Linked DNA regions of Mus musculus: region 2 is linked to region 1. The links are chromatin loops, found by intact Hi-C in ENCODE. Cell type or tissue: left cerebral cortex. All regions are shown on one strand. Links, peaks and the distances in the headings refer to the core of each region. The heading gives the core; the rest is flanking DNA. Region 1 overlaps Enah (ENAH actin regulator). Region 2 overlaps Enah (ENAH actin regulator).

The links. A loop is a pair of places that touch in the nucleus more often than their neighbours do. Peaks named below come from ENCODE experiments on the same cell type or tissue, not always from the same donor. Only the 100,000 strongest peaks of a DNase experiment are listed, where the experiment ranks them.
Region 2: a loop joins it to region 1, with 1.8 times the contacts of the local background. A loop is called at or near these places in 1 of 42 quality-filtered maps.

What each region holds. Positions count from the first base shown.
Region 1 is chr1:181,920,348-181,923,161 of GRCm38, reverse strand. It overlaps Enah (ENAH actin regulator), which reads left to right. Exons shown (of 15, transcript NM_010135.3): 7 at 662-1,504. Among named protein-coding and RNA genes, the nearest start is that of Gm33669, 43 kb to the right of the region's middle. In left cerebral cortex, for the core only: a CTCF peak has its summit at 1,528; a DNase peak (open chromatin) is centred at 773.
Region 2 is chr1:181,997,162-181,999,975 of GRCm38, reverse strand. The region is part of intron 1 of Enah (ENAH actin regulator); the gene reads left to right. Among named protein-coding and RNA genes, the nearest start is that of Enah, 21 kb to the left of the region's middle. In left cerebral cortex, for the core only: a CTCF peak has its summit at 1,420; DNase peaks (open chromatin) are centred at 1,162, 1,449 and 2,041; H3K27ac peaks cover 1,062 bases.

The DNA of each region.
Region 1 (2,814 bases), core at 189-2,688:
AGGAAAAATTAAAATAGATTAAAAATATTCTCAAAAATAACCGGTTATTTAAACATTTTCTGGTATGATGAAGAAAATCACAGTCTGATGGAATTTATAGTGTCATAGAGGATTATGATATAGTATAAACATTTAAGATGGTTAATATTTATCAAAGAATTTTAATCTTGAGCTATATGAGAGGCCAATGCCGGTTCAGTATTGGTTAATTTATTGTTCTTAACTGCATAATTGTCTGGAGTTATGGCTAAGAAGGTAGAGATGTCCAAAAATAAGACACTGAGTTGGGCATTCCTTTCCCATCGTAGTAAACATTTCGCCAGGTTTGAAACCACAACTCGGTTTATTCTGCTGTTTATAATAATTTTGATGCAGTTTTTAGTGGACTAAGTAATAAACATTAAGACTGTTACTATCCTTGTAGAGGATAAATTATTAATCCACATATTTAAAAGAACTTATTTCATCCTCTTTTGGGTTTCGAAATGTGCTTACAAGTTAAGTTTTCTCCAGTGGAGACAGTTATTTGCCTAATCCCCTGGTGCTAACTGTCATCCACGTTTGTGCGTTTTGTCTGATGCTGGTCTCGGGCTTCACTGGCTCCCTTTTTCTCTCTCCTTTTTTATCCTGTCTTTGCCGCTGCTTTCCACCTTATGTCCAGCTCCATCTTCAGACAGCTCCCTGTCTAGTGCTCCACTTCCTGAGTATTCCAGTTGCCAGCCGCCTTCGGCACCTCCTCCATCATATGCTAAAGTCATCTCAGCTCCGGTGTCAGACGCCACTCCTGATTACGCTGTAGTGACTGCTTTGCCACCTACTTCCACACCCCCTACACCACCACTGAGACACGCAGCGACACGTTTTGCAACATCTCTAGGTTCAGCCTTCCACCCTGTTCTTCCCCATTACGCTACAGTTCCTCGTCCTCTCAACAAAAACTCTCGACCTTCTTCTCCTGTGAACACACCCTCTTCTCAGCCTCCAGCTGCGAAGTCCTGTGCCTGGCCTACTTCCAATTTCTCGCCCCTCCCTCCATCTCCTCCAATAATGATTAGCAGCCCCCCTGGCAAAGCTACTGGCCCACGGCCTGTCCTTCCCGTTTGTGTCTCCTCTCCTGTGCCCCAAATGCCTCCGTCACCAACAGCACCCAATGGGTCGCTAGACTCTGTAACATACCCAGTGTCTCCACCGCCTACCTCAGGGCCAGCAGCGCCACCTCCGCCGCCACCGCCACCGCCACCGCCGCCGCCACCACCACCGCCGCTGCCACCGCCGCCGCTGCCTCCCCTCGCCTCACTCTCACACTGTGGATCACAGGCTTCTCCTCCTCCAGGCACCCCTCTTGCCTCAACTCCCTCATCCAAGCCCAGTGTTCTCCCTTCTCCCTCTGCAGCTGCCCCTGCCTCTGCGGAGACCCCTCTAAATCCTGAGCTGGGAGACTCCTCTGCTTCCGAGCCAGGCTTGCAGGCAGCCTCTCAGCCGGCCGAGTCGCCAACCCCACAGGGTAAGGCTTCACTTCTGCTGCTGACTACTGGTCATTCTGAGGAGTGCAGAGCAACTTTGCCTGCCTAGAAGAGTGGCTGGGTCCTATGGATTTCATGATTGAGCGTCTCTATGCCAAAGTGCTATTTGGGGTTGTATTATTATTATTATCATTATCATTATCATTATCATTATTATTATTATTATTATTATTATTATTATTTAGAACATTAAAATGAAGGATTTTGTTTTTTTAAATCCTGGGCCTTAGTTGGAATTTAGTATGGGAGATGTCCATATTAAACTTAGGTTTTAGATCGTTTGCAGTAAGTACTGTATTATAGGTGTTTTCTAATATTTAGGGATCCTAGTACTTCTACATTCATCTTAAACTTCACTAGGAGCACTTGACTGTTTCATCTTCCCTGGGGTAAATATGAGATATTTTCCTAGAGACATGGAGATCTGTTTAATAGATAAATCATCCCTGAGTTTTCCCTGGAGCACTCCTGCCCTAAGATCCCTTTTTCATTTCCACTTCTCCTGTATTGAGCTCTCTGTATTAGACCTTTAGGGTAGGTAGCCTCAGGCCCTTTGCAGAAGCAGAGGGTTGGCAGGCTTGGTGTATCCCCCAGAGGGTTCTATTGCAAGTGTTGCTATACAGGCAAACAGAAGGTCCTTGAAGGTTTCCTGTAGACACGGACCGTGATGCAGGGCAGCAGGGAAGGGCCATGTAACATTAAGTGCAGCCTGTGGACATAAAGATGGACGCGGTTCTGTACATAAGAAGGTGCATGGAACCCTGCCTTTGTTCCTCTTTATAAGTATAGGATGTAGAGAGGAAGTGTGCTTATACAAACAATGTAATAATCTGGATTTAGACATACCTCTTTTGTTAAAAGTAGATTTTTTTGATGCTGTCTTACTAGATTTTTGTAAAAGGTGAAAAGAAATTTATCATGTGTAATTTAGTATCTCTCTGATTGACATCTGAGCAAGAGGCCCTGCCAGGCTAAAGCCTACTGGTGCTCGGAGCTCAGTCCGAAGGATGGAAGAGCTCACCGTCAGCCCTCTGTTGCTCTGTGTGTATTCCCTGGTGAAACCTCCGAAGTGACAGCTACTCCCCAAGTGTGCAACTCACTAGCTTTACAGAAAGAAAATTAGCCCTGTTAAGGCTTAAGTAAATACTTACTAATTTGGTGTTTTCAATTTTAAGTAAATTCTTTACTCTGTGGTTTTTTTGTTTGTATGTTTGTTTGTTTTTAACAATATTTAAAAGTACTTCCTATATTTCTACCTCAAAGCCTAAAATCACTTTATATTTAAATTCTT
Region 2 (2,814 bases), core at 244-2,743, 77 kb before region 1:
GCTCAGGCTGTCTTCTTAGTCCTTTAGTTAACTCATACAATGTTAAGTCTTTATAAAACTGCACATATAATGGAGTTAATGTAATGTATGCACTCTGTGGTATGTACCGCTGTTCCAGATCAAAAAGACTAAGGCACAGAGTAATATAAAATAGCAATTAATGGGGCTGGTGAGATGGCTTAGCGGTTAAGAACACTGACTGCTCTTCCAGAGATCCTGAGTTCAATTCCCAGCAACCACATGGTGGCTCACAACCATCTGTAATGGGATCTGATGCCCTCTTCTGATGTGTCTGAAGACAGTGACATTGTACTCACATACATAAAATATATAAATCTTAAGCTTGGGGAAGTAGTGGGTTCAGAGAGTGCAGGGCTGGAGCAAGAGAAGGAAAAAAAGCAATGAACAGAGCAGTGCTTGCTCTCGATGTGCTCTCAGCCACTGTGCTATGTTGCCTTCTGTTGAAAGAGCAAGGATTTTGCTTTTTGTTTGTTTGTTTGTTTTGTTTGTTTGTTTTTTTTAAACAAAAGGCTTTCTGTAGCTTTTTCAGGTTTCTATTTACCGTACTTTGCTGTTGAGATTGGTTGTAAATCACTGCTATGTGTGTGTATGCGTATGCTATATATAGCGCACATATATGCTATAGGTAGCATATATAGTGCATATATATGTATATATACATATTATTACATTTGTGCTTTTTTCTCCAGCCAGGATCTCATAATGGTAACCAACCTAAAACTCTGTGGCCCAGGCTGTCTTTGACTTCATAGTCCTCATGTTACAGGTTTACCAGTTATTGTGAATTCTAATGCAGTGCTGTCCAAAGCTACAGACAGCTTTCATTGGGTCTTATACTGGTATTTTCTACATTCCTGTTATTATCCATGGGCGATTTGTAGTTAACTGTAGTGTTGTTAATCTGGAAAATAGACACTAGGTGTGGGGAAAAGCAGAAAAGCATTGCTAAGGCAGATCTTCACGCTGAGAAGTGGACTCGTGCAGGTTCGTCTTTCCTTCTGCTTTGTATTATGCGAGCACTATATTTCCATTTCCACTCCCCCTTCTTTTTTTCCCCCCTTGGGACAAGGTCCCTTTGTGTAACACAATCTGCCCTTGAATTTGCAGTCCTTCTGTAGCAGCCTTCCCCTGGCTCCTGGGATTGCAGGGTGAGCTGCCAGGCCCTGCTGCTGTTCCTTCAGGAGTTTACCTTTCTCCCTTTGATTCTCACCCTTTCAGTATTATGATAGATTTTCTACTTGAAAGCCCAGAATCTTTTCATATTAATTTTTTTATTTGAACATATTTGTTTCTCTGTTTTTTCTCTCCCTCCTTCGCTCTTGTGTCCTGTAACTCACTGTGTAAACCAGGTTAGCCTCGAACTCACAGAGTTCTGCCTGCTTCTGTCTCCCTAGTGGTAGGAGTAAGGGCACGCACCACTGCACTCAGCAAAACTCAAGACTCTTGCTCTTCTGGATTTATAAGTCTTCTCATGTTGCTCACCTGTCCCCCAATAGGGTTTCTCTGTGTAGTCTTGGCCGTCCTGGATCTTGCTGTATAGACCAGACTGGCCTCGAACTAACAGAGATCCAATTAAAGACAACCTTATGTTGTGATTTATGTACAGGTGATTATGAATGCATGCATTTTGCTTTGATCATTTGGTATGTTTTCCCCTTTTTATGCTTTTAGGAAATTATTAGATGAATGTTTCATTGTAAATTACCTATTTCCTTCTAAGTGGCTATTTACATAGTGTAGAGTGGTTTTGTATAATGAATAATGTTTTCCTGAACCCAAAGGGTTTTTTCCTTAATTGTAGACTATGTCCTTAAGATAGAATTCCAGAAATAGTATTAGATCCCTTAAGAAATAGAAACAGTTTTAAAAGCTCTTGAATCATATTGCCAAAATGCTTTCTAAAAGTGTTGTGCCAGTTTTTATGCCAGCCAGCAAATACACAGAGTGTCCACGGCTTCACAGCCGGCAGCAGCAGGGAATGTTTTGATGTTGACCTTTAAATTGAAGAATAATTAACTCTGGGTTCTGCTGAGCTTTCTTTCCTCCTACATTATACTTAGAGTCTGTTTGGTTGTGGTCAGGTTAGTGAGAAGGAAGACTTAGCTTACTAGTCTCTGCTCTTTAAACTGCTCATGTTCTACTAGGATGCAGTCGTTGCTGTGTGAAGACATCTATTGAAACTCAAGCGTTTTGGTAATGGGTGGTGGCAAACAGATGCGTTGTAGCATCTGAGACTGATTCAGTTGCTCCCTGAAGTATGGATAGATTACCCCCATGAGTGGAAGGAAAGTCATTACAAAGCACACCTACGAAAAGTTGGTCATAACAGTGACCCAGGTTTTCATCAGCTGTTTGACAGCATTCCCCTTCGGCGACTTAAGTGACTTCTGGTTTTAAGTGACTTAAGCTCTTTTGGTTCTCTCCTCTCTCATTAGCTGATGTCTTGGTCTTCCTCCCCAGTACAGCTTTTTTCTTCTCAGTGATACTCAGCTCTGGGTGGGTAGAGCTTGGGTGCTGCTGATTCACAGTTCAGATTTGTTTGGTTCTGTTGGTTGGTTGACACAGGTTCTCACTCCATTGCATATGCTGCCACGAAACTCACAAAGCAGCCTGGTGCTTTCAGTCTTGAAGCAGCCCTCACAGGTATGGTAGGCATGCACCCCCACGAGCAATTAGTCAGAAATGGGATTGCAACATTCCTTTTCTTTAAAAGAAGAAAAGACTGGATGTGTGTATATGTGTGGGTTTGTTTTTGTTTTTTTAGAGGAAAGGATCATGCTATGTATTCTAGGT